2 separate regions of the Homo sapiens genome follow, and region 1 is linked to region 2. Evidence: read pairs that join two places in POLR2A ChIA-PET (ENCODE). Cell type or tissue: PC-9. All regions are shown on one strand. Region 1 has its middle 75 kb from the start of CDC123. Region 2 overlaps CAMK1D (calcium/calmodulin dependent protein kinase ID).

What was found. Peaks named below come from ENCODE experiments on the same cell type or tissue, not always from the same donor. Only the 100,000 strongest peaks of a DNase experiment are listed, where the experiment ranks them.
Region 1: POLR2A ChIA-PET joins it to region 2 with 6 read pairs; 2 of 35 experiments call an interaction of 5 or more read pairs at or near these places.

The regions. Positions count from the first base shown.
Region 1 is chr10:12,269,431-12,273,430 of GRCh38, forward strand. No RefSeq gene overlaps it. Among named protein-coding and RNA genes, the nearest start is that of CDC123, 75 kb to the left of the region's middle. In PC-9, no CTCF peak of the experiment used is centred here; DNase peaks (open chromatin) are centred at 1,121 and 1,681; H3K4me3 peaks cover 292 bases; H3K27ac peaks cover 1,677 bases.
Region 2 is chr10:12,598,805-12,602,804 of GRCh38, forward strand. The region is part of intron 2 of CAMK1D (calcium/calmodulin dependent protein kinase ID); the gene reads left to right. Among named protein-coding and RNA genes, the nearest start is that of MIR4480, 22 kb to the left of the region's middle. In PC-9, no CTCF peak of the experiment used is centred here; no DNase peak of the experiment used is centred here.

The DNA.
Region 1 (4,000 bases), 330 kb before region 2:
AGAGACCAGGATCAAGGGAGATAAATATTTTCAAAGAGCTTTGAGTTATTCAAGAAAGGACTCCTCAAATGGACAGGTATGGACCCATAAAAACAGAAATTCAGTCTTCTGGCTTTAGAATTTTGCCGCTTGACAGCTCCAGCTTGCGGCCCCCTTCCCCGCCCTCCTTCCCCCGGCCCCTATCTCTCCTGCACCGCCCACCCCCAACATTACATGCCACATCTTCTGGGTGAGACTTGACAATCCTTCTTTTAAAAATTTAATTAATTAATTATTTATATGTTTTTTGAGACAGAGTCTTGCTCTGTCACCCAAGCTGGAGTACACTGGTGTGATCTTGGCTCACTGCAACCTCCGCCTCCTGGGTTCAAGCAATTCTTCTGCCTCAGCCTTCTGAGTAGCTGGGACTACAGGCATGCACCACCACACCCGGCTAATTTTTTGTATTTTTAGTAGAGACAGGGTTTCGCCATGTTGTCCAGGCTGGTCTCAAACTCCTGACCTCAGGTGATCCACCCACCTTGGCCTCCCAAAGCGCTGGGATTACAGGAGTGAGCCACCGTGCCCAGCCAGTCCTTCTTTTTTTTTTTTTTTTTATCCAATTTCTTTCCCTTTCTTTAATTCCTCTTTTGTTTTGTCAAAGTAGTTCCTGAGCATCTTTTTCATGGTGAGTACTTGTGGAATACATCTTCCAAGTTCTCCTGTGCACATCTTAATAGTGTCTCTTTGATTGCTTCACATTTGATCGATAATCTGAGTGGGTAGGGAATGCTAAATTCAAAATAGTTTCCTAGCTGGGCATGGAGTCTCACAGGTGTAATTCCAGCACTTTGGAAGGCTGAGGCAGGAGGATTGCTTGAGCCCAGGAGTTTGAGAACAGCCTTGGCAACATAGCAAGACCCTGTCTTTACAAAAAAATAAGAAAAAAAAATTAGCCAGATGTGGTGGCATGTGTTTGTAGTCCCAGCTACTCGGGAGGCTGAGGCAGGAGGATCCTTTGAGCCTGGGTTATCAAGGCTGCAGTGAGATGTGATCGCATCAGCCTGGATGACAGACCGAGAACCTATCTCAAAAAAAAAAAGTTTCCCATAAAAATTTCGTAACCATTGTTTGTCTTCTAGCAAAATTATTTTACATTTGAAAACTTTAGGCCGGGCTCACGCCTGTAATCCCAGCACTTTGAGAGGCCGAGGCAGGTGGATCACCTGAGGTCAGGAGTTCAAGACCAGCCTGGCCAACATGGTAAAACCCCATCTCTACCAAAAATACAAAAATTAGCTGGGTGTGCTGGCGGGTGCCTGTAATTCCAGCTACTCGGGAGGCTGAGGCAGGAGAATCACTTGAACCCAGGAAGCGGAGTTTGCAGTGAGCCAAAATAGCGCCACTGTACTCCAACCTGGGTGACAAGAGGGAAACTCCTTCTCAAAAAAAAAAAGAAAAAGAAAAAGAAAACTTCAAACAAGTGTTTTCTTTCAGCCATCAAGCCTTTCCACCCCCTCTCTACTTCTGCTTCTTAAGCAAAGCATTTCCTCATAATCAGGGTGGAGTAATCTATTTTTGTTAGAACTCCCTGTAAAAATGCAACTGCCTCAAGAGGATCAAACACTTATGATCATCCTCAGTGCCAGGGGCTGGAAGTTGGGCCTTATATGGAATTCGTGACTCATCATCCAAGAGCCTAAAAGATTTACTTGCTCTGGCCGGGCTCCTAATTGCATGGGCTGAGCATCAGCTAGACGCCTGAAATCGAACACCTCGACACCTTTTAACTAACCTGGGAACATATTTCTGACTTGGTGCCAGGAAACAGAATACCTGTTTGGTAAACTGTCAACTTCTAGGTCTGAAAAAAAATGCCCGCAACTTCTGTTGAGTCACATCATAAGAGACCGTGAGGACACGTGGATGCCAGGACAAGATACAGGAATAATTCCTTTTCTTAGCAAGAGGAGATATAGCTGATTATAGTTCCTTCCACATAAGCAATGATTATGAATTAGGAAATAACCCAAGGGAGGCCGGGTGCGGTGGCTCACACCTGTAATCCCGGCACTTTGGGAGGTCGAGGCGGGTGGATCACCTGAAGTCAGGAGTTTGAGACCAGCCTGGCCAACACAGTGAAACCTTGTCTCTACTAAAAACACAAAAAATTAGCCAGGTGTGGTGCCACGTGCCTGTAGTCCCAGCTTTTCGGGAGGCTGAGGCAGGAGAATTGCTTGAACCCAAGAGGCAGAGATTACAGTGAGCTGAGATCGCGTCATTGCACTCCAGCCTGGGCGACAGAGCGAGACTTGGTCTCAAAAAAAAAAAAAAAAAAAAAGGAATTAACCCAAGGGAGCACTTTCTTTTTTCTTTTTCTTTTTTTTTTTTTGAGATGGAGTCTCGCTGTTACCCAGGCTGGAGTGCAGTGGCGCGATCTCGGCTCACTGCAAGCCCCGCCTCCCGAGTTCACGCCATTCTCCTGCCTCAGCCTCCCAAGCAGCTGGGACTACAGGCACCTACCACCACGCCCGGCTAATTTTTTTTGTATTTTTAGTAGAGACAGGGTTTCACTGTGTTAGCCAGGATGGTCTCGATCTCCTGACCTCGTGATCCGCCCACCTCGGCCTCCCAAAGTGCTGGGATTACAGGCGTGAGCCACCGCGCCCGGCCCAAGGGAGCACTTTCTTTCTTTTTTTCTTTTCTTTTTTTTTTTGAGATGGAGTCTCTCTGTCGTCAGGCTGGAGTGCGGTGGTGCGATTCTGGCTCACTGCAACCTTTGACTCCCAGGTTCAAGTGATTCTCCTGCCTCAGCCTCCAAGGGAGCACTTTCTAACAGTCAGAGCTGAGTAAAAGTAGAATGGACTGCTATGGGAATCTGTGGGTTCCTCTCCATAAGAGTTTTTGTTTGTTTGTTTGTTTTCTTGAGACCGAGTCTCTCTCTGTCACCCAGGCTGGAGTGCAGTTGTGTGATCTTGGCTCACAGCAACCTCCGCCTCCCAGGTTCAAGCAATTACTTGTGCTTCAGCCTTCTGAGTAGGTGGGACCACAGGCATGTGCCACCGTGCTCAGCTACTTTTTATATTTTTTGTAGAGATGGGGTTTCACCATGTTGGCCAGGCTGGCCTTGAACTCCTGACCTCAGGTGATCCACCTGCCTTGGCCTCCCAAAGTGGTGGGATTACAGGCGTGAGCCGCTGCACCTGGCCCATGAGTTATTCTTGGTGGAGATGTTGTAAATTGGATGCAACAATCTATGGATGGTTGGAATGTGTGATCTCTACGTTCTTTTTCAACTATGGAAATGTATGTTTGCTATACCTGGTATGACACCTGGCACACAGTAGATGGTCAATTTGTACTAAATAACATGTCTGTGGACTTTCTTACATCACAGTCACAGAGACAAATGTCATCACTGTTTCTGCTTGCTATAATTTACACTAAGAAGGTTTTAATCACAACTACCATTAGCTACTCATATTGAGAAATTCCCAGAATATTCTCTTCTGCAAACAGTGGCTGAGTTTGGATTGAGGACTCCGTTTTGGCAACAACCTCTTTACTGCTTCAAGTAATTGCACCCTCACAAACTTGGGATCGCATACACGTAACCAACATGTAGAGGGCAGGAAGCAGTTAAACTGCAAAGCCCCATTGAATCATCTAGATTAGGCACAGGTGGAAGGGCTTTTGAATAATAGGAGAGAGGCTTCCAGGCAACACTCGGCCTGGAAAACACGGCTTTTCTTGTCTGTGAGGGTTGAAGAAGGCATCCAGAGCACGGCCCATCTCCTATGGCTCCGTCACCTACCTGCTCGTGCAGAGAGGAGCAGAATCTGTAAGGGTGAGAGCAGTAGAGACACAGCTGCTGGTGTCCATTAATGTAGGTAGAAAGCTTAAAAAGATGGGTCAGGAGTGGTGGCTCACGTCTGGAATCCCAGTACTTTGGGAGGCTGAGGCAGGTGGATCACTTGAGGTCAGGTGGTCAAGAACAGCCTGGCCAACATGGTGAAACCCC
Region 2 (4,000 bases):
CTTGCAAATAACATGCTACTGGCTCTATGTGCAATGCCTGGATATAACAAATCTATTTTTACGAGGCCTACAAAGACCAAAATATCTCGATGTGTGTGATGTGATGTAATCTCTGCATTTGGGGTGGGAGGTGAGTAGGGAAACAACTACTTTGGAATTAGCACGAATGTACACAATTTCTGAGTAATGATGCACGAGAATGCTCAGGTATTCATAGAATTCAGAGAGGGGGTGTGACCTGCCCATGATTTAGGAAAGGCCTTAGGTGTTTCTGGGAATTGTATGTTCATATGTTCCTACAGCCAATAACTCGCATATAATGATCATCATTATTTGTTGAACAGTTAGGCTAACTGAGTATCTTTTTGGGGGTTACTTGGAGCAGTCGCTGTGTTTTCTTGAGTTGTAAAAAATTATGGTGAAGGTTTTGGCTTAAAGAATTGGAGGTGGAAGTGATTCCCTGCTGCATCTTATTTTGAGAGTGGAAGGGAGAAATTCTGTCCATTCAGTGAGGCGGGATGCAGCTGCGTTGTAGGTTCTGGTGGAATAAGGTGTCTCCTGGAGCTGGAGGGGTGGTGTGGGGTGGACCAAGGAAGCATGTGGCTCACTGGATCCTAGGAGGTGTTGTGACCTCATCGTGCCCACCTGGCATCAGAGAGTAGGCAGTGCACTGCCTCAAAGGAGAAACCCTCTGGGATGAGACAGACATAAAGTAAGAAGAAAAGAGCCAGTCTTTGGCTCAGCAATGCATTTGTGTTGGTTTCTTTTTGTCCCCTTTTAGACAAACCTATTCGTGGTAGAAAGAGAGCAACGTGAACACGATCAGGAGAGGGAGAGGAGCAGTCCTACCACTTTGGCCTTTGTGTCCTCCATGAAGAGATGCTGGTGTTTTCTGAGCATTTGTGAGCTCTTGGCATTTGGGTCATAGTGCATCGGTATTCACAACTTTTCCACACGGGCCCCAGAGGAGGGCTTGCAGCCTCCCCATTGCCAGCTTCTGGGGATGAGAAGAATTGCAGAATTGTATAAATCCCTTATCATCAGCTAGAGGATTGTTAAATGCACACATTAAGGCAAACAAACAAACAAATAAAAAACCAACCAACCTTTTGTCAACAATTGGCTTTATTTTTTAAGAAAATACAGTAGAACGAGCAAGATGTGGTGGCGTGTTCCTGTAGTCCTGGCTGCTTAGGAGGCTGGGGCAGGAGGATCACTTGAGCTCAGGAGTTGGAGGCTGCAGTGAGCTATGATTGTGCCACTGCACTCCAGCCTTGGCAGCAGAGTGGGACCTTGTCTCAAATTACGAAGAGAGAGGGAAGGAGGGTGGGAAGAAGGAAATAGCAGAACAATAGAAGTTTGTAAAAATACCCAAGTTAGAAGAAAGAAAAAAACAGGAGAGATACTCAAGGATATTTGACTCCAGTTCCCCGCTTCTTACATGGGAAGCTGGGTGGGCCCCCCTGTTTCTAGTTCAGCATTCCCTTTGAGACCTCCTCAACTCAAGGGGGACTTCAGAAACAATGGAATGAAACAATGGGCCCTACGTTTTCACTCAGAGCTCAAGCTTTATGTTGCCAGGCAAACCTAGAAAGAGTCCCTACTCGGTAACCTACTCACGCTTGGTTTGTTTTAACAGAATATAGAGGGGTCAGTGAACGTGTGTTTTGATTCCAAGGAAATTCCAAGCACCTTAAGAGTTTAGTAAATGTTGATCTGGCGACATTTCACTTTTCCTTTTTAGCAACCAAGAAGTCCGATAATGAAAGAATTTTCTCTTTAATTGACTTAACCCTGCAAGATGTTTGCTCAGAGATTTTGTTTGTTTGTTTTGTATCAATTTAAGGAGTACAAGTACAGTTTTGTTACATGGATCTATTGCGTAGTGGTGAATTCTGAGCTTTTGGTGTAACCATCACCCAAATCATGTACATTGTACCCATTAAGTAATTTCTCCTCCCTCATGCCCTCCCATTCTTCTACCCTTCTAAGCCTCTAACGTGTGTTACTCCATTCTGTATGTTCACATGTACACATTATTTAGCTCCCACTTGTGGGTGAGAACATGTGGTATTTAGCTTTCTGTTTCTGAGTTATTTCACTTAACATAATGGCCTCCACTTCCACCCACCCATGTTGCTGCAAACGACATGACTTCATTCTTTTTTATGGCTGAATAGTGTTCCTCGGTATGCATGTACCACATTATCTTTGTCCAATCTTCTAATGATGGATGTTTAGGTGGATTCCCTATCTTTGCAATTGTGGGTGGTGCGGTGGTAGACATGAGTGCAGGTATCTTTTTGATATAATCATTTCTTTCCTTTGGGTAGACACCCAGTAGTGGGATTGCTGGATAAAATGATAGTTTTTTTTTTTTGTTTGTTTGTTTTTTTTTTTTTTTTGCTCAGAGATTAAGTCTTTTTGGTGTGAGCTTTTATTTACAAGCATTCCATGTCCTGTAAATAATGTGAGCAAGTTTTCATTGCATGATAAATTTGGTTTCACTCAGTCTTGCCTGTATCTTATGTGAAGATAGACATATGACATGAAAACACATGACCTGAGCTCTCTAGTTCCTGTGACCTGGCACGTGTGTGGCCTGCCACAGCACCTCGTATAAGTCTGCCACAGACTTATGTGAGAGTCTCAAGTCATTTCTTCTTTTTTGTTTTTTGAGACAGAGTCTTGCTCTATTGTCCAGGCTGGAGTGCAATGGCAAAATTTCGGCTCACTGCAACCTCTGCCTCTCAGGTTCAAGTGATTCTCCCGTCTCAGCCTCCTGAGTAGCTGGGATTACAGGCACCCGCCACCACGTCTGGCTGGTTTTTGTATTTTTAGTAGAGACGGGGTTTCACCTGGTTGGCCAGGCTGGTCTTGAACTCCTGACTTCGTGATCCGCCCGCCTCGGCCTCCCAAAGTGTTGGGATTACAGACATGAGCCATCGTGCCCAGCCTCAGTTCATTTCTTAAAGAGACAAATTCTAAACACAGTGGCAAGCCATCAGCAGGGCTTTCTTCTCCCCTGCAGAATCGTCTTAGCCTCGGTAGCTCGTTTCAGCTCAGCTGGTGTGCATTAGGTACCTGTGGACAAGGCAGCTGAGCTCTTAGGAGGAAACAGGAAGAAGCCCCCTCTACCTGTGTGTCCTGCCCAGGGCAAGGGATCCTGTGGCAGGGGGCCCATTCTGGAACCACTCATAGTAGATGGGACTTCAGAATGTTCCAGAACAAGGGGAATGCCTGTCTTATGATTTGAAGCATCTCCCCCAGTGGTTCTGTTTGCCTTCCTCATACTCCCCGAAGAACTATGGTCTTATAAAACCACTGCTGCGTCTATCTGAGGCAAAGTTTGATTACAGGAAAGTAATTCAGGAAAGCCCTGTATAAACTCATTTTATATCTCTACTCACAATCTTTTATTTTATCTGTTTATTCATTTTTGTAGAGACAGGGTCTCACTATATTGCCCAGACCTGGTCTCAAACTCCTGGCCTCAAGTGATCCCCCTACTTCAGCCTCCCAAAGTGCTGGGATGACAAGTGTGAGCCACAGCACCCGATCCCCACTCACAGTCTCTCATTTCATGTTCATAGGTGGTCTACAGATAGCAGGAAATCTCTCACCGATGACTTTTCCAACCCTGAAAAGATGCAAACAACCTGATGAAAGAAAGATTCCTGGGTGACAGGAGCTATATTTGTAGGAGCAGGTGCCATTTGGGACAGAGCACAGGGTGTGGGAGCATTCTGAATTAGAGAAGAGAGTGGGCAGCTTCACCCCTCCTGGGCAGCAGATCCATTTTATCTGCTGTGAATTCCTGGCACACCAGAAGTGCCTCTATTTAAATATGTCAGCATAAAAGGCGATGGCTGTTCTTTGAGCACTTAGGAAATGTTTGTTTGGGGAGGACCTGCATTGTTTCAGGTCCGTAATGGCACTGGGCCTGCAGAGACGCATGGAGGCCGCTCTGCCTACACACTCCGCCTCTGTCTGTGTGGGA